Regions from separate parts of the Homo sapiens genome. Here region 2 is linked to region 1. Evidence: read pairs that join two places in POLR2A ChIA-PET (ENCODE). Cell type or tissue: OCI-LY7. All regions are shown on one strand. Links, peaks and the distances in the headings refer to the core of each region. The heading gives the core; the rest is flanking DNA. Region 1 has its middle 290 kb from the start of SMARCA1. Region 2 overlaps LOC124905213 (a long non-coding RNA gene).

What was found. ChIA-PET counts read pairs that join two places held together with the same protein. Peaks named below come from ENCODE experiments on the same cell type or tissue, not always from the same donor. Only the 100,000 strongest peaks of a DNase experiment are listed, where the experiment ranks them.
Region 2: POLR2A ChIA-PET joins it to region 1 with 5 read pairs; 2 of 35 experiments call an interaction of 5 or more read pairs at or near these places.

Annotation. Positions count from the first base shown.
Region 1 is chrX:129,230,613-129,241,162 of GRCh38, forward strand. No RefSeq gene overlaps it. Among named protein-coding and RNA genes, the nearest start is that of SMARCA1, 290 kb to the right of the region's middle. In OCI-LY7, for the core only: no CTCF peak of the experiment used is centred there; no DNase peak of the experiment used is centred there.
Region 2 is chrX:129,086,238-129,096,787 of GRCh38, forward strand. All of the region lies in intron 6 of LOC124905213 (a long non-coding RNA gene), which reads right to left. Among named protein-coding and RNA genes, the nearest start is that of SMARCA1, 430 kb to the right of the region's middle. RefSeq lists enhancers at 1-622, 623-1,429, 3,980-4,952, 4,953-5,923. In OCI-LY7, for the core only: no CTCF peak of the experiment used is centred there; a DNase peak (open chromatin) is centred at 5,064; H3K27ac peaks cover 2,459 bases.

The sequences.
Region 1 (10,550 bases), core at 1,066-9,065:
CTACATACCCATAGCTTTCTAATAACATTTCCATTTGGACTTCCTGTCATTTGGGTTTCTATTAGCATATAGGCACTTGGAGTCTATGAGGAAGGGAAGGAAAAACATAATAACCAAAATGTGCTTTCGTTCTCCCCGTCAGCAGGAACTTCAGCTTGAGATATATAATTGAAAAGCAATGCCTGCCTGAAATACTGCATTAGACAAGAAAAACTGCAGTGGCAGATTTAGAACAGAGAAAAGAAAGCATAACATATTGCTTATCACAGGTAATTATAGGTTTTCAATACTTTTTCATCCATTAGTTATCATTTCACCAAATTTCCTGTCTTTGCTTGCATAGAAGAGTTCTGACATTTGCTTCTGCAAAATGTTCATTATCTGGTAGAATGTTGAAATCTAGAGCACAGACACAGTAAGAGGCACAGACAGGCAGCTGTCATGTTACAAACCAATGGCTCACAGTGTTCTGTTGTTTACTTGCTTAATTTCTGACACTTGCCTCTCAAGCCATCTCTTCGATTTGAACGGACGCTGCATGCACTTAACCTTCACCTCTATTTTTTTCTCAACCATTTTTCAGGTCATGCTTGTCTTAACTTGACCAAGTAGAGCAGGGCAGGGTCGCTGTGAAATGTCAATGCCAAAATAGATTTGCAAAAACAAAACCAGAGATAGGATGGGATTTGTTTGCTTGGAGAGCATGGGCAGGCTGTCACAATCTGGCCTTTGAGCTAAAGATAATTGGGAGCAGAGGCAGGATCACATGTAGGGTCACCCCCAGCAGGAGATGACAGATCCAAGTGGACGAATGTGAGAGTCATCATCTATGGGCAAAACTGAGGCCAAAGCTATCAAAGGCCTGACAACAAGAGTGTATACAGGCAAATCCTTTTGAGCCACATTTCCTTGCTATCAGGCACCTTTTGAAGGCACAGGACCCCAATCCCTTAAATATACTTCTATCAGTATGAAAAACACAAATCTCTGTGTACATTAAACTCCTCTTATGCCTCACAAGGACAGTTTCTTGGTGGTTTGAATCACAGTCACAATAAAGAAAAGTAGGAGCAATCAATGCAAATTTTGAGCAGATGAAGTTGGCTTACAGTATCCTGTATGTACTTTGCCTCCTCTCCCCTGTAGGTACTCCTTGCTCAAGGGCCCTGATGCCCCAACCATGCATGAATGCTTAGAAATTGTCTAAATGTTATGCTAAAATACAAGTCCACAATCCTTTATATGCAATTCCAAAATACAAAGGGATCTGAAATGGAAAGATTTTTATAACTCATTTGGTATCAAAATTTGATAATGCAAAATTGTGAGGTTATTTATGGTCTTTATTTATCTGGCTTAGAGTGAACATTTATATGTTTTACTGCAAAAATATTATTGTGTTTGATTATGAAGCACTGCCCCACGTTCCACTGAGGATAAGATCTACAGTACACATATTTGATTACCTTACTAAAATCTGAAAAAATCTGAATTCCAAAACACAATTGGCTCCAAGGACCAGATAAGGGATGTGGACCTATGTTAAAAGCAGTTGTTTCTGAGGGCTGGAATCATACACTTCATTTCTTTTTTTGTTATTGTTATACAAATGGGGTCTTACTATGTTGCCCAGGCTGGTCTTGAACTCTTGGGCTCAAGTGATCTTCCTACTTCGGCTTCCCAAAGCACTGGGGTTATAGGCATAAGACACTGTGCCCAGCCACACTTCGTTTCTTTAAACTGTTTCATATTTTCAATACTTTCTATATAGTGCATACATTATTTTTATAATTATAAAAATATCTTAATAAAATAATTACCTATTAATCACAGATATGCCAAGACATCTACCTACCCATATTCTTTTAACAGTTAATTCATTACATACACCTGAAAGAAATAAAACTTAGTTCTCTAAAAATTATACGCTAAATCAGGCTTGTCACCAATGGCAACTGTCTTCTATTTTAATTATCCCAAATAAGAATGGGGTATTACATCTGAATTTTTCTCCCCCAGCCATTTATTTCCTTAAAGGAATAAGTTGAAGCCAGCACACTTGTTTAGAGGGAATTCATGTATCTGATGGCACTGCTTTTCAAACTTTTCTGCCAAGGCAGAAGAGAATGAAGAGGACTTCCAGAGGCCAGAGGGTATAACTCGTGTTTGCAAGGTTCTCCCTTGTAGCATAGGTGCTCAATTAAGAGTCTGGTAGGAGTGAGTAAAAGAGTGAAAAAAATGAATAAGCTAATAACTAATTTTCCTTGTAGAACATTATCTAAATACAATCTTGCTTATAATACTTTAAGGATCAAAGAATCTCCTTATGGGCAAACACACCTTATTTACATGTCTCTCTGGGAGTTCATCAGTAACTCCCAGAAGCAGGAGTTTTCTCAGTGGTCAATCTTGCATTTCCCAAATGCCCTAGAACTTTTAAGGCAGAAGTGATGAGAAACATACCGGGAAGGGAACACCAGTGGTTTGAGTCTTTGTACATTTGTCCTTGCAGTCAAGTCATGCCTTGCAGATTAGAAACCTGGAGGAGAATCACGGACCTGGGCCTGGCTCGCCTGAAAGGTGTAGGGGTACGTGTGTGCGTGTGTGTGTATATGTGTGTGTGTGTGTACTTTGAATTTTCGTTTATACAAATTAGCTTGAAGCCAAAGACTCAAGACCTGAAAGAAACAGGCAAAACCTGAAAGTAGTTAGTCTCCATGCAAATAAAAATCAGAACTAAAACGAACATGATTTTTTCCTTCCAATATTTCTGGAATCCCAGTAGGTCTGTTGAAAATGGAGTAGGCCAGGTAAATTAGATTCTTTATTAACAAGGCTGGATTAAGGCAATCTGAAAGTGGGTTTAAGAAGCTGCTGCTTCTCCTAAATGGAAGGAAAAGCTTGCTTCTGCCCATTCTTCTTCAACTATGATGGAACAGAAATCAGATGCTTCTTGAGGGCCATAATGCTCAGCAAAGAAGTGTCTTTCAGTGAACCCTGACCACAAGCTGGAGGCCTGGACAATGCTCTGGGCAGCATAATATTTCTCTGCTTGGAGGTGCTTCTCTTTATGTTCAGGGTCTAGCTTGTAACATAGACAGAGCTACCACTGTGAGGTTATCTGCAAAAGACCCTCCTGCCCATTGCTTCATTCAGTCATTCAAAGATATTTATTGAGAGCCTACCATTGGTCTAGGCTCTTGCCTGGTAGGTTCAAAGCTGAGTCCAATAAGAGAAGAACACAGAAAAGAACCACTCACTTATTGTGATTTGATCTCAGAATATAACAGGAAGGAACTAAACTCTTCCATCCCCCCTCTACCCCTGACCTCACCTCCAACTAGCATATGACTCAATGTCTGATGGTAATACTTCATCTCATTAGCTAAAAGTCAGGTTTCCTGCTGCAGTGCACTTAGCTGCATCAGTCATTTCCCCCTCATGTTGCAGCGGTTCCCCATCATTCCAAAAGCAAGATTTGACAGGGGTGGAATGGAAGAAATCTGAAGAGGTTTGGGAACCTCTCTGGGAATGCAAGGGAGTGGGAAAAAGAGGAAAGGCTGGCCCATCAAGGGAAAGAAAGGAATGAAGCCTGCCGGCGGGAGTAAAGAACACCAAGAACAAACTGCTAGCTTTAACAATTTTGCCAATGATTGACTTGACAATAGAGTCCAGAGCCAGGAAATAGGTTGGGGCAGCAAGGCACCCGAGCAAGGAAGGGGTATCTACAGGGGAGATAAGACAGGAAAGCACATGGAGGATACTGCAAGTCAAGTTCATCTGCTCAAAATTTATGTCGTTGCCCCTAATTTTCTTTACAGTAACTGTAATTCAGACCACCAAGAAACCGCCCTTGCCAAGATCTCTTTTCTAGTCTGAAGACCACTTGGGACTGCAGGAAGGCACATGGGGTATGGTGCTTGCCCTTTAATGAAATTAAGGCCACAAATAATATCTATTAAAAGATTCCTGCATAGAATTACTATAAGATGTAAAGGGTCACTTATGGTCATAAATTTGTGTCATTATATAAGAGATTAATTCACATTTGGAGCTTGATGTTGATGGATCATACTTTCTCTAGGATTAATCCATATTTGGAGTGTAACGTTGATGGATATCTCTCTTGCTGTCTCTCTCATGTGTGCACATGTGCACACACACACACACACACACCATACATTTCTCACTGTCATTCTCATAAAATATACCTAAAAACACCATGTGCCTATCCAAACTGCATCTTGCATCTGGAAGCATCCAAAACATCTTTTGAAAAATAATTAGAAAATTATCTCCACCAAAGGCCAATTATTTTAAAATCAAGAAAAACTCTAGGGCTGGGCACAGTGGTTCATGCTTATACTCCCAGAGCTTTGGGAGGCTGAAGTGGGAGGATTTTTTGAGCCCAGAAGCTCAAGACCAGCCTCGACAACATAGCAAGACCCAATCTCTACAAAAATTAAAAATATTAGCTAAGAGTGGTGGTGTATGCCTGTAGTCTTAGCTACTCATGAGGCAGAGGCAGGAGAATCGCTTGAACCCAGGAGCTCAAGGCTACAGTGAACTATGATCACGCCACTGTACTACAGCCTAGACAACACAGTGAGACCCTGTCTCTAAAAAAAAAAAAAAAGAAAAACTCTACACCCCAACTTTTGCTTGCAGCCTGACCCTGGGCACAAACTCAGTATCTAATTTTAATTAGTCATCTTACAAGTGTGTAATAAAACTTATAAGAGGATATCAGTGTCAGTGTGGATAACATAGAACAAACACATCCCCAGTGATGAAAAATCCCTGGAAAGCTCTCCGCCATCCCAGAAGGTCATATTCACATTACAGTGGATAGCACACTTTGCTTTTTTTCAGTGAGAGAAACACAACTGTCAGGCCAGTTTTAGAGCATGCCAGTGACTTCAATGAGCGCCTCCCCCATAGAAGATGCTCATTGCACACTTTCCATGCCCCTCAGCCACAGCAAGAAGTTTTAAAGCAAAATCCAACAAGTTCAATCATTTTCAGTTTCATAAAGGCAGAAAAATACTCAGCTACATTCGTCTTTGTGGGATAGTACCTTTAGAGTATGCTTAAGGTGTCTTTTTTTTTTTTTTTTTTACAGAATCCTGTTTGCATCTGATCTGCTCACTGCAATATAACACGTGCATAAAACAGTGCAACCGTATTTGTTTTAATAAGGCCATTCTGAGCAGCTGTTTAATGATCCATGATGTTAAATGAAAACTACAGGTGTTCCAAATGCAAACCTTATGGCCCAGGGCCCCCCTTATTACCGTTCTACAATTAGCAGCCAACTGCTCTTAGGCTGTGCAAAGAATTACCACCATCATCATTACATTATTTCTTAATTTCATTCTCTGCCTAAGTGTCTTCCCCCAAAGGAAAAACCTGCTTGGCATGGGAAAGCATAAGAGTGAAAAAATGAAAAGGGAAGGAGAACACAAAACACTCCCTGTCCAACCACAAGGAGGCCTCAGTGAAGGGGGAAAGAGCCAGCCAAAAGGCTCAGCCCCCTAAGGAATCTTCCAGAGTGACTTTCTGGCCAAACTTAACAAAGTCTTGCTGAAACTATTGGTGTTCATAAGGATTGCATTAACCCTTTCTTCTTCATGATTCCCTAAGCTTAATACTGTGCTAAGCCAAATTGCCAGAAAGCTGCATAGCTGGATTCCATCGCTCTGTCTTGTAGAGGGCTAATTTTATGCAAGTATAATTTTAACATCACAACAGTTTTCACTTAAGGTACATATAATAAACTGCAAAGAAGGAAGTCTTCTGTATCACTTGTGAAATTGCTGTCTGTATCATTATCCATTACATACCTCAATACCTCTTACATAAAAATGCCAGAGACAAATTTAATTAGAGCTCGGGAACAAGTTTATCTTTCCATGTCAATGGGTACACTTTTTTCTGCAAAACTAGTAATTCTCAATTCTGGCTGCATATTAGAATCACCTAATAGTAAACACATTTATTTGCATCCCAGCTCCTTCCCAGACCATTTAAATTCAAATTTCTAGGAGTGGGCACTGGGCAGGACCATCGAGTTGCAGTTCCAGGGGTCACCATTCACAATGTGCTTGGCCAAATTACAGTATTATACTCTGCTGCCAAAATTGAGAACCACTGCCCCAGAAAATGAGAGTTTTATAACTCACTGATTTTGCTTCTTCATTTTGGTTACTAAGAAGCTCAAAACTAATTATACTGAATTGCAGTTTTCCTCTGCCAAAATTTCTCAATACAATTTTCCCTCTGCATCCCCTCATATTAATGCTTTTACCAGTACTTTCAGTGTAAGCTACCAAATATTCTTTTTGTAGGTAAAGTAAAATAAAACAATAAATAAAATAAAGATCTATTGGGAGGCACAAGTAGATCTATATACAAATTTATATACAAATCTCCCATAATCACCCCAAACGTAAGATGGCCAAAGATGGGCCGGGCGCAGTGGCTCATGCCTGTAATCCCCAGCACTTTGGAATGCCAAGATGGGCAGATCATGAGGTCAGGAGTTCGAGACCAGCCTGGTCAACATGGTGAAACCCCTGTCTCTACTAAAAATACCAAAAAAAAAAAAATTACCCGGGTGTGGTGGCACATGCCTGTAATCTCAGATACTTGGGAGGTTGAGGCAGGAGAATCGCTTGAAACCAGAAGGCGGAGGTTGCAGTGAGCTGAGATCGCACCACTGCACTCCAGCCTGGGCAATAAGAATGAAACTCCATCTCCAAAAACAAAACAGATGGCCAAAGATGAATTCCTGGTTCCACCTATACTTCCTCTTCCCCAGGTCTTCCCCGTTGCAATAAAGGATGCCCCATTCACCCAGTTGCTCCAAAGTCATCCTTGACTCTTTTACTTCTCTTTGATCCCACAGCTTGCAAATATCAGTGTCTTGTTAATTCTGTCTTGAAAATACATATAAACTCTAACTACTTCTCACCACTTCCACTGCTACCAGTTATTGGTAGGCTCAAACAATCCCAGAATCTCTGGGTTTCCCAGAAATAAATATTTATTTCTTGCTCAAGCTCCATGAAGGCTGCAGCTCAACTGAACTCTGCTGGACTATCCTGGGACAACTTAGCTCCACATGTCTGCTAAGGACCTAGGCTGAAAACCATGCTATTCTTATGGTGGAGAGCAGAAACTCAGGGTTGGCAGAGCCAAACCACTACAAGTGAATTTGAAGCTCTGCTTAGAAAGGATATAGGTTACAACTTCTCACATGTTATTGGCCAAATTAAGTCACATGGTCAAGCACAAAGTTAATGGGGAAAGACAATATACTCAGCCTACAGAATATCTTGGCAAGGGAGAAACAAATAATTTTGAACAAATATGCAATTACCATAGCGTTCTAACCACTATCAGTTTCTACCCTTGTTCTTTTTATTCTTTTATCAACACAGCACCCAGATGATTTGTATTAGTCCATTCTTGCATTGTTATAAAGAAATACCTAAGACTGGGTAATTTATAAGAAAAGACATTTAATTGGCTCATGGGCTCATGGTTCTGTAGGGTGTACAGGAAGCATAGCACTGGCATCTGCTTCTGGGGAGGTCTTAGGAAGCTTTTATTCATGGTGTGAGGTGAAACGGGGGCAGGCACATCACATGGCTAGAGCAGGAGCAAGAGAAAGAGAGTGGGGGCGTGGGGAGGGAGGTGTCACACTTTACAACAAACAGATCTCGTGAGAATTCCTCATTGAAAAGACAGTCCCAAGCCATGAGGGATCTGCCCCCATGACCCAAACACCTCCCACTAGGCCCCACCTCCAGCATTGGGGATTACAATTCAACATGGGATTTAGGCAGGAACAAATATCCAAACTATATCAGGATTCTTATTAAAATTCATAACTGATCATGTAACTCCCTTGTTTAAAACCTCCCATCACATTTGGAATGAAATATAAATACTTTTTGTATGTTTAAAATTCCCTTCATGATCTGATCCCTGGCTACATCTATAGTTTCCTTTTCCCAAAATCCATTCTAGTCACATCCATCCTCAAACATACCTTGTCCCTCAGGGCCTTTTCACAAGCTATCTCCTTTCCCTGGAATGTTCTTCCCCTTAGTCTTTGCAGCAGGTCTCCTTCTTCTTATTCAAAACTAAATTTAAGTGTCACTTCCTTAGAGAAATCTTCCCTGATCACCTAATCTAAGGTTGTTCTATCATATAACCCTACTTAAATTCCCTGCATACCATGTATCCCAATAAGAAATTATCTCTATTATTTTGCTTACCTACTATGGGTCTCTTTCTATTGGAATTTAAGCTCTATGAGGGCAGACACCTTGTCTGTTTCATTCGCTGTTGCATCTATAGTACTAGAACAGCTTCTGAAAAAATAGCAAGGTATTCAATAAATGACTGAATACCTTGAATGACTCAATTGCCCCCAAGTTAATGCTTATTTATGATTGTAAATCTTTAAGTAAATAAAACAACAGATTTTTTAAAGCATAGGACAAAAGATTGGACTAGCTAACCTTTAAACTCTTATCAAATCTTAAGATTCTATGGTTTTCTAGCCAAGTCCCTACATTTGTACAGCTTTTTCCGGTTGCAAAGACAGTCACAATTATTATCACTTTTGATCTTTTCAAGAACTCTCTGGAGTTCCCAGGGCAAGATATTAATATAGATGAGGAAACTGCTTTATACTTTAGGTCAGGATAAGGCACATGCAAATGGAGAGAAATGCCTTTGACAACTCACCCTTTAGCACACAGAGATGTATGCATGGCTGTTGGGGTTGGACTTCCATATCCTATACCCTTTCACTCAGCTGGGTCTATCAGAGAAACCCCTGTTACCGGAATGTGACCTTTTCCCAAAGCAGTTTCCTTGTAAAAGGAAACCATCTTCAGAAATAAGTGAGGTAAGATTCTCTGGCTAGCATAATGCATTGGAACAAGCCCAAACCGTGATGAGTGGTATGTCTGACTATTTCCATGTCTACAAGTGAGCAGGGAGAAAAACAGATGGGCCAATTTTGCCCTCTTACAAAAAATTAAAAAAAAAACCCAACAGTGTTTTCTATATGGTCTCCAATATGAATTTCTGTTTGGGGACTGAACAGCCAAAGAAATCATTTCAGGAAGACAACAATAAACTCAGTTATAAGCAAGCAGCATGCTTTTTGATTGATAGCATTCATTAAAGTGTGGACCAACAAATGAGCCAGACTTCTGCAGTTTATAACTGTCCTTGGATAAAACTTCAGGTAGAGACTGAACCTGTTGAAGCATGCCCAAATCTTCCACCTCCCATCTGTCAGTGCTAGGAGGTCTTCCCAGAGGGTCTTGTCCCTGTTGGTTCTACTAACAGAGTTGGTGCTTGCCTCTGGTCCCTGAAGAACCCTGCTTCACTCTGGAGAAGAGTACCCTCCCTGGCCTTATCTGGTCTAACCACAAAGAGGGTTAAAAGAACAGAGGAAAAGAACCCTGCTCTATGAGAAAGCAAGACATCAGTGGGGTTCAGAAAACAATTTTAGTCTTTAAGTTTGGGAAACATCATGCTTGATGAAAAGTAAAGGGAAATTCAGATAATCACCATGTGACCCTATTTAGAAAATAGGGAATGCATAATGATGGAGGACTTTAACAGTGCTTTATTTCACTCCTGGATCTCCCACTCCTCAACTACCACCACCCCCTTATGTAGATCCCTGTTTACTCCCTTAGTTCCAAATGAAAATTCCCATTTTTGTTACATCAGCTAACATAACATGTTAAGGTATAGGTTTATAAGATAAGCATAACTGGAACAGAAAGTTGTGTGTGGGTGCAGGGGAACTGAAGTTTAGAGAATTAAAGAGGAGTCCAACCACACAAGATGTCTCACAAAAGGCTGAGAAGTTTGGACATTCGTTTAAGAGCAATTTCTAACTTGGCCAGGAGAAGTCGGTGGGCAGTGGTTAATATAACAAAGAAGGAACTATTTGTCAATCCTAGCTCTGTCATTACACATAGGTACAATAAAATATTTAGCGATAGGAATTTGAGCCATACCAGCAAGGCCTCATGACTTGTTGAAACCTCTTCACATGGACCCAGCCACTACCACACCCTGAAATCCCAATAACAAAATAACGAGAATAACAATATTAGTCACTAACCTTTACTGAGCATTAATTATATCACAGGATTTTTCCAAGCATATCACACAAATTATTACTCCTCTAATTTAAGGCATTATAAGGGTTGGAGCCAAGATGGCCGAATAGGAACAGCTCCAGTCTACAGCTCCTAGCGTGAGTGACACAGAAGACCGGTGATTTCTGCATTTCCGACTGAGGTACCAGGTTCATCTCAATGGGGAGTGTCGGAAAGTGGGTGCAGAACAGTGGGTGCAGTGCACCGAGCGTGAGCCGAAACAGGGTGAGGCATCGCCTCACCCGGGAAGCACAAGAGGTCAAGGAATTCCCTTTCCTAGTCAAAGAAGGGGGTGACAGACAGCACCTGGAAAATTGGGTCACTCCCACCCTAATACTGCACTTTTCCAAC
Region 2 (10,550 bases), core at 1,276-9,275, 140 kb before region 1:
GTGTCAAAAGAAGAGTGCTGCAGTGCAGATGCACCTTTGTTGACTAGAAATCCAGAAGAGCAGCATGGAAGCACCCAGCCTCTACAGCCCCTTCTTCCTCACCTGGATCAGATCTGCCTGGAGCCAGAAGGGACTTCCCATCATGGGGCAAAGGCAAGCAGAAGAACCCCACCAGCCTCCATTGCCTCACAAAAACCTATAGTCCTTACTACAGGAAAATCCCACAGATTTTTCACACCTACCCCCTGTGAACTTGAGACTAGACCCGCTGCTAAAGTCTACTGTACCTCCCCAACACTAGGGCTCCATCTTCATTCCACTAAGCCCACACTGGTAGCTGAACACTACAACCCCAGCTGTGCAGAGCTTGGACCCAGGATCAGCTATGACCTTGCTCCTGCACAACAGGGAAACCAACTCCCACCATAGACACTTCCAGCCAGAGGAACAGTCTGGCATTCCCACCCAGTGCAAACCCACCCTTGAGCCAGCCAAACTGCTGCATTCCCTCCCTCATGCAGGAAAGGCCCTCAAGCCTCTGAACAGCTGACGCACTCCCAGAAGGTGGAGTAGCTATAGACCCACTCCCAAGGCCTGAGAAACAGACCCACCCCTTACAGACAAGCCCCTGGCCTGACCAATAGCCATGCAGACCCTAATCAGGGCCTGAGAAAAGCTCCAGGGCCACCACTAGCAGATATACCCCCGTCCAATCAGCAGAGTGCCCATGCCTTGGGACTGAGAAACAGCCCCGCGGGCCACCCTGGTGGGCAAGCCTCCAGGCCAGCCGAGCAGCCTTGTACTCGCATCCCGGACCTAAGAAGCAGCCCTACGGCCACCCCTAGCAGACATTTACCCATGCCAGCTGAGAAGCCATGGGACTGTATCCTGGGTCTGAGAAATATCCCTGTGGGCTGTCCCTGGCAGACACACCCCAGGTCAGCTGAGCAGCTGTGCACCTGCATGCCAGGCCTGAGAAACAGCCCCATGAGCCACCCCAGCAGACACATACCCAGGCCAGGTGAGAAGCCATACAACCACATCCCAGGCCTGAGAAATAGCCCCGTTTCCTGGCAGGCAAACCCCCAGGCCAGCCAAGCAACTGCGTGAGCGTGCTCCCAGCCAGAGTGTAACAGCCCTCATAGAACCAACCCAAGCCCCAAGTTGGTTGACTCACCATGGCACACACTCTCCCCCAACCTGAGAAATGCCTTGCAAGTCTACCCCCAGCAAAGCCACAGCACCACAACCACAAACTCTTCACTGTCTAGGCCCTGAGACACTCAAAATGTCACTAGCATGGATTACACATGGAATATTCTCCAGGATTGATCATGTGTTAGAACACAAAACAAGTCTCAACAAAAAAAAAAATTAAAAGTGGAAATCCTATCAAGTATCTTACCTGGTCAAAATGGAATGAAACTAGAAATCAATAACAAGAGGAACATTTTAAACTATACAAATGCATGGATATTAAACAACATGCTCCAGAATGACCAATGGGTGAAGGAAGGAATTAAAAATGAAATTTAAAAATTCCTTGAAACAAATGAAAATAGAAACAAAACACACCAAAATCTATAGGGCACAGCAAGAGCAGTACTGAGAGGCAAACTTACAGGATGAATAAGTTTTAGGGAACTAATAAAAAAGTGAATACTTGACAGATCCTTACATAAAAAAAGAAAACATGAAAGATTTCAAATAAATAACTTAATGATGGCCGGGCACGGTGGCTCACGCCTGTAACCCAGCACTTTGGGAGGCCGAGATGGGCAGATCACGAGGTCAGGATATCGATACCATCCTGGCTAACACGGTAAAACCCCGTCTCTACTAAAAATTCAAAAAATTAGCCAGGCGTGGTGGTGGGCGCCTGTAGTCCCAGCTACTCGGGAGGCCGAGGCAGGAGAATGGCATGAACCTGGGAGGCGGAGCTTGCAGTGAGCCGAGATCGCACCACTGCACTCCAGCCTGGGCAACAGAGTGAGACTCCGTCTCAATAAAAATAAAAATAAAAATAAAAATAAAAATAATAACTTAATGATATATCTCAAGTAATTAGAAAAGGAAGGACAAACCAAACCAACCCCAAATTAGTAGAAAGAAAGAAATAATAAATCACAGAGCAGAAATAAATGGAATTGATACTAAAAAAAGTTTTAAAAGATCAATAAAACAAAAAGTTGTTTTTCTTAAAATATAAAATTAACAAACCATTAGCTAGACCAAGTAAAAGTCATAGAAGTCCCAAACAAAATCAGAAGCACGGAGATGTCACAGTGGATCCCACAGAAATACAAAGGATCATTAGAAACTATTATAATCAACTATACATCACTAGATTTGAAAACCTAAATGAAATGGACACATTTCTGGACACATACAACCTAACAAAATGGAACAAAGAAGATGTAGGACATATGAACAGACCTATAACAAGTAACAAGATTGAATCATTAGTAAAAAATCTCCCAACAAAGAAAAGTTCAGGACTGGATGTCTTCACTGCTGAATTCTACCAAGTCTTTAAGGAAAAATTAATACCAATTCTTCTCAAATTATTCCAAAAAACTAAAGTGGAGAAAATTCTTCCTAAGTCATTTTGCAAAGCCAGCATAATCCCGATACCAAAACCAGGCAAGGACAAAACGTAAAAAATAACTACAGGCCAGTATTCCTGATCATAGATGCAAAAATCCTCAACAACATGCTAGCATACTGAATCCAACAACACATCAGAAAGATAATACAGCACGATAAAGTGGGATTTATCCCAGAAATGCAAGGATGTTTCAGCATATGCAAAGCAAAAAACATGATACATTGCATCAACAGAATAAAGAATAAAAACCATATGATCATCTCAAAAGAAGCAGAAAAAGCATTTGATAAAGTTCAGCATCCCTTCATGATAAAAACTCACAATAAATTAGGTATCGAAGGAAAAGCACTTCAACACAATAAAGGCCATATATGACAAACCCAAGCTAACATCCTACTGAATGGAGAATAGCTAAAAGCTTTTCCTCTAAGAACTGGAACAAGACAAGGATGCCCACTTGCTCCACTCCTATTCGACATAGTACTAGAAGTCCTGGTCGAGAAATTAGGCAAGAGAAATAAATAAAGGGCATCTAAGGCATCCAAATTGGAAAGAAAGAAGTCAAATTGTCCCTGTTTGTGGATGACATGATCTTATACATAGAAAAACCAAAAGACTCTAACAAAAATCTCTTAGAACTGATAAATGAATTCAGAAAAGCTGCAGAATACAAAATCAACATACAAAAATCAGTAGCATTTATATACACAAACAACAAACTAGCTGAAAAAGAAATCAAGAAGGCAAGCCAATTTACCATAGCTACAAAAATGTTTATTGCAGCACTGTCCACAATAGCCAAGACATAGAATCAACCTAGGTGTTGAACAATAGATAAATGGATAGAGAAAATGTGGTATATATACACAATTGAATACTATTCAGCCATAAAAAGAATGAAATCCTGTCATTCACAGCACCACGGATGGAACTGAAGGACATTATGTTGAGTGAAATAAACCAGGAACAGAAAGTTAATCACCATGTGCTCTTACTCATAAGTGGAAGCTAAAAAAAAGGTTGGTCTCACAGAAGTAAGAAGTAAAACAGAGGATACTAGAGTCTGGGAAGGGTGGAGGAGAGAGATTTGTTAAAAGACAAAACTACAGCTAGATAGGGGGAATAAGTTTTAGTGTACTACTGCACTGTGGAATTACTATAGTTAATGATATATAGTTTCAAATACCTAAAAGGAGGACATTGGATATTACCAAGACAAATAATAAATGTTTTGGCTCAACTGGCCAAGAAGATGGATATCTAAATAGTATTGCCCCCGCTTATGGCATTTGCAGCTTCTCTTTTGTCATTTCTTCTCCTAGACCTCACTCCTGGCTCATATATCCCATCTTCAGCAACTTCTGAACAGACTACTGGCAACTGTATGTAGCTTGTTTCCTGATGTTTTGCCTTTCTTTAGAAAGATAGTGATTACTCCTGGGACTAAGTAAAAGAGGGATATAAGGGTCCTAGAGCTGCCTCACCTGTTCAGGGCATCCAGACTCTTAAAGCATAAGAGACGCCTCTTAAACCTCAGCTAAGCACAACCCCCGCAGGGTAGAGAAATAACCAGAAAAGAAGTGTGTGTGCACATGCTAGAAAGAGGATGAGGGGGGTGGGGGCAACATCGAAACAATCATCTCATTCATCAAAGAGAGAGCAGAGACCTGACGCAGTGATACAGAAAAGACTCTATGGCTGTTATGACTTACCTGAGTGGCTGGATCTTATACACTCTTTGGACTCCAGTAGAGTTATGTAAAATTTCCCTTTTACTGTTGTAAATTCAAAAACCTTTTATGACCTTTTACTATTTGCCAAGCAGGCACTGAGAGAGACATGAGACCACAGAGGTGAAGAAAACACAATCCCCCATAACCCCACTTTATGCCTATACCCTACCTTATACATATCTCTATTATTTGACCCACCACTTCCTCCCAAATGAAAAGAGGAGAATCCTTGTATCTCCAGTGCCTATTACAATGTCTGGAGCATTGTAGAAACTCAATACAGGAGGCAAACAAGAACAATTATGAATAAAGTGAATTCTATTTTTTCACTGACTCCAGAGACTGATGTATTTTCCTAATGGATCTTCAATGATCGCTAATTGCAAACACTTTAGTTTTTAGTCCTCTCAATCAATGCTCTATGATATGTTAACAAAGCATAAAAGAACTAGGGAAGCACCTTCAGATTTAAGGAACCCCTTTGTACTCTAAATATAACCACCCCAATAATGTAGTTGATATTTTAGGTGAGTTTGATATGCCTGGGCTTCTTAAGCAGGACCACCTACCTGCAGCAGCAATTTCTTTCAGCTCCTCTCCCAGAAAGCAAGCTCCCTGATTTAAATATAACCCCAGGGGAAAAAATGTTCCTTCCCAGCAATTGTTGAGTGAACCCACAGCTGCTGCCTATTGTTAGGCACCAGCTCAAGCAATCAGGCTTTCTTTGTATTAGCTGAAAAACAAGGAAATCGCACATCCACGCCTAACTGCCTCACACCTGTGCTTGCAAAAGTGGCAGAAGCACTGAGCATCTTGTGACTAATCTGGAAAATTGTCTACTTCAAGCAAAGTGACTTTCAGTGTTTCAGGTAAGCTTCTAACCTCTTTTCCAGCTACATGTGTGATTTGGAATGCACATATTTGTTCCTTCTTCCTGGTAATCTTTCAACTCTAAGCTCTGCCAGGTACAGGACTTTCAGATCATGGCTTTATGCTGAGATCCAAGGAACAGATTACAATGGTCAGTCTGAAAATTAGCACATAGGACCTCTCTAAGTGCAGAAAGACCGCTAGAGAGAAACTGAAACTCAACTCATTGCCAGACTCTGATTTTCAAGTAATAATAGCAACAATTTATTATTTGCTTACTATATGCCAGGCACTGTTTTAAAGCCATTATCCTGTTTTTCACAGGTAAGGGAACTGTGGCACATATATGCTAAGTAACCTGTGCAAGATTGCGCAGCTAACAGATGTGAACTCAATTAACTCTATGTGGTTTTTCAAATTAATTTATTCATTAACTCACTCCCCTTAACACAATTCAAAATACTTATGTTAAACAAATTATTATAATTTGTTGATTTCAAATCAAGAGCCTTTTAATCACTATCATTTTTTTTTAATCTTCATCATAGCACTTACAGTTGGCTCTGCTCCCTAGGCATGGCCAATGGCCAAGAATCATTCCAAGTCTCTGCTCCTGCTCTTCTCTCAACCCCATCTCTACCTATCAAAATCCTAGACACCTTCAAGGTCCATATCAAACATTCTCTTCTTTCTGAAACTTTCCTAGTCATCTAGCTAGATACAATCTCTTATCCCTCATATTTCTCTGTTGGGAAACTGTTATGGTCTAGCTTTTAGTAGATATTAGGGTAATTATTTTATCCTCACCTTCTACTCAACCATAAGTTCCCTAGGGGCAGAAATTAAGACACACTCCTCTTTGGATCATCTGCAGGGCCTAACATAGTGTCTTGCAAATAGTGGATGCAGAATATATGTTTACTGAATTTTCAGTTGAGAACTCTGTGTACACGTTGCCAAGAAACAAAGAACAGCGAGAGATGGTGAAAAAAAATGTAAAGAGGAAGAGAGGTTAGAATTGTAAAGAGCTTAAGAAATCAGCCAGAAGGAAATATGTACAAGTACCCTTGCATGGCAAGGGAAGCTAGGAAGAGTGTGGAAGCTAGGAACCATGTGAAAATCTATTTGATCAGAAAAACTGTTAGTGTTTTACAAAATGAAGCTACTCCTCTCCTATCTTGGAAGACAGAGTCAATAATGTTCAGTCTTCCAAAATTATATACTTCTCCCAAATTTCTGCTAAAATAATTTGACACTAATCCAGCTGACCATTTACTATACAGCATTAGATATTTAAGCTTTCTGTATAGATCTGACTCTTCTCTTGCTATTAGTTGAATCTTCTTGACCTTATGTTCTGCCATTTACCACCAATCTAAATTATTTTATTATGTTAACTATCATGCTGGATTCCCATTGTTCTCTTGACCCTGTGATAGGAATATTACCAGCTATATGCTGTCCTCTTTATGAACTTGTGGTTTTCCTCCTGGCATGTTCTCATGCCACATGGTTCCTACCCCATTTCCTATAGCTGGGTTCAGCCCAAATTCTCAATCAGTATGGCTTCCATATGCCAGCTCATGAATTAGTGTCAGTCTGTGATGGAGTTTACTCCTGCTGGGGATGAAATTTAATTATATTTTTGTAATTTTTCTGTTTGTCTATTTCTCTTAATTTATATTTATCTTTTTTTACAGAGACTAAATTAGTCTTATAATTCAATATATTCAACTGAAAGGGTTGTTTTTATATTAATACTCTGGCCTTTCTGCTTGTATTTAAATTCACTTTTATGGTATAACAGTGATAATTAGTTGTTGGTAGTTGTGTGTGTGTGTATGTGTGTTCTTATGTGTCAAAATAAAATGCTGGCAATCTAATATTAGTTTTCCAGGTATTTATCTACATTTATCTATTTAAACACACACAAACACTTTCTTCTCTTTTTTTAACTGACCTGGGAACCTCTGCTCAGAAGGATGCTGATAACCTTAATGAGTGCATGCAAGGATTAGAGCAAACCAATTCCAATTAATGGTCTTATTCTGCTGGTGGTGGGCTGCCATTTTCTTCAAGTATAAAAGCCAGTAGGTTTTATTTAGTTCAGTTGCACAATGGTGTGAATTTCTTCCAAGAGTCTACCTAAGGAAAATCTATGTATTTATTAAGGTAAGAAGTCTATTAAGCCACACCATTTATAATCATTCCACATAATGTATAGAGTGTGTAAATAGTGCTCCTGAACAGTCTATAGAGAGATACATTCATATATTTACCCTTGAATCAGACACTCCCGTATTGCAGCATATTTGTATTTATAGATTTTTTTTCCTTTGGAACTCAGCCTCACAGACACTTCAGTGCAGTCTCTCACCATCCTTTTGCAGCTTCCTGGTGGAGATGACATTTGCTCAGCTAGAGAATAGACACTTTCTAGCTGAGTTGCTCATCACACTGATACCCTAAGGCCTGGCTGATTGGCTGTCAGAGGACTCCAGCTGTTTAGCTGCCGTGATATGTCTTTCATAGGAAAAGACATTTCCTGGAACATCAACAGCTTGTTAAGGACTGGGGAGTGCAGGGGAGAAATTTTAAAATTTTGGAGGAACTGAGTGTTTTGAACTTGGAGGAGGCATGAAGATGAAACAGAGAAAGGGATGAAGGGGAGACTTTTCCCTCTTCTGTGTTTGAAAGACTCATTTTCAGAGCTAACCTTACAATTTATGATGAGCAGCCCTCCGCAGCTTAGCAGGTCAAGTGTTGGTAGGAGAAGCAAATCTGTTACCCACCCTAGGGGTGCACAGACCATATGAAGATGTAAACTCATCAAAGAAGCTGGAAAACTCCTCATGAAATTGTCAGCAATTTCATTTCAATCTGATTTTCTTTGTGCCTTGATTTCCCCTTCTGAAAATCAAGGTTGAAGAACACTCTTGGACATGCTTATAAGATCCCAGAGAGCAAAACGTTGACCAAAGATACCTGGATTCTGAAGGTCCCTTTGGGAAGCCAAGTTGGTAGCCAGAGCACACAGAAGGGAGGACCACAGTGCTAATGAGGCCATGCTTGCCAATTTGAAGCCCATGTGGGCCAATTAGCTCTGCTTTCTTCCGCTGCCATCAACTGACCCCTGAACTCTGGCCACTCACCTCACAGATCTATGCCACTTGTCACTGGGGTCAGCAAGAGAGTGCGTGGTTGTCTCAGTGAAAATTTAACAGAGCATGTTTCCAAGTGTCACCTTGATGTGTGAGGGGCAGCACAGGAACTCCTCAGGGTATCAAGTACTGTTTAACGGTCTCCTGGAGTCCTCCTGCCATCTGTGCTTCCCACTCTGACATATCTTATCACTCTCTATTGTCTTTGTCTGCTTGCCTATTTGTTTTCTCCCACCAAACTGTGAGCTCTTTGAGAACTTATATTGGCTTAACATAAGTATTGTATCTTACTTAATTCTGTAACCTTGGCAACTCACACAGTATAGACACATAGCAAGAGCTCTGTAAACCTTACGTGACTGAATGAAGGAATGTAAAGGGCCTATCTCCAGCATTCCTCAACAAGGTTTGACAACAGCTCAGTGGGTCAGCAATTCCACCATAAAAATCTGCAAAAATTTCCTAGAATAAATGCATATAATTCACTCCAAACATTTTAACAGGTAAATGCCTTTGCAAAAATATTACCTATGAGCCAAGGGACAGATGTGGATAGCAACAAATCGGTCTGCCAGGGTAATATAAGCACCTAAAGTTTGTAAATCAGTAACCTAACGCTGGCTTATTCAGTGGCATATGCAACAAAGCAAAGCCCTTTTGAATAAAAAATAAAATCATCATCTGAGTTTACAATGGAGAGTCGCTCCTTTGGATTGGAGGTTCCTAGAAGGTGAAGATGGTGCTTCATCAAAAGGCCATACACATCAAATGCACTAGGGAAGAAATAGGAGCACTTTGAGTTCTGATTTCAGCAATAAGTGAGCCGTACTCTCTCATCTAGCCTCCCTGTGTCTCTGAGGCCTAAAACATACTACCCTCTACTCATGACCGTCCATGCTTGTCAGGATTACTTTATTAGTTGTTTAATGCTCAATTCAGATGTCACTGCCTCTAGGATGTCTTCACTGACCACCATCCCCAAGGTGGATTCTGTGCCTTTACTATATACTTCCATGGAGACCATGATTTCTTCTTTTATTGGAACTTTATGTTTTATTGTAATTTTCCCTTTACCTATTTATCTTCTCTGATAGACTGTGAGTTTGTTGACAATAAAAATTCTATGTCAGTAGGTCTGGGGTAGAGTAATTGTTATGACCAAGGAAGATTGGGATATACTGTTCTAATTCATTGTGTTCACAGTCCTGGATGCATAATTAAATATAAAACACTGCCACTAGCCAACCCAATCAGAAACATAGTTTCGATTCCAAAATTAACCCTTTGCTCCCAAATATCAGTTGGAGAAAGGCTAAGGAGTGAGGAATACCCAGTGAGGTAGCTACTATTCTATGACCATTTTATGGAGAGATAAGCTGAAGGTTTGACAGTTTATGTGATTTTCCTAGTTACTTACTATAAGTGCCAGAGCCAAAATTCAAAGCCAGATCTGTTTTTTTTTTTTTTTTTTTTTTTTCAGAATTGTATTTTGAAAACGTTTAAAATACAGGAAAGTTTAAAGGGGTTGAAAATCATATACCTACCACCTAAATTCTGCCATTAATATTTTACTCTGTTTTATCATGTATACATCATCTACTTGTCTGTCTACTCATTGATCAATTTATCTTAATTTTGATGCACTTCAAAGTAATTGCAGATATCAATATACTTCAACTATATACTATATGATTATAGCATGCGTATCATCAACTAGGATTTAATATTTGTTTGCAGTGTTTTCTTTTGATGTAAAACTTACGATGAAATGCACAAATCTTACATGTATGTTTGCTGGACTTTGATAAATGCATACACCTCAGCTACCCAAACCCCTATAAAGATTTAGAACATTATAATTCCCCTAAAAAGTTCTCTCATGTCCTTTTCAGTCAATGCCACCACCATATCCAGAGGCAACCACTGTTCTGAAATTCTTCCATCATAGTTTAGTTTATTCTGCTCTAGAGGGTATATAAATGGAATCACAAGGTATGTACTCTTTTGTGTAAGCATTTACCAATGTGGTTTTATAAATCAGTATTGTGTCCCATTCCATTATTGAATTGTGCTCCATTATATGGAGATACCCCAGTTTGTTTACTTATTCTCCTATTGATAGATAACATTTCTACTTTCTGTCTATTATGAGCACTGCTGCTGTGAAAATTCCTGTAC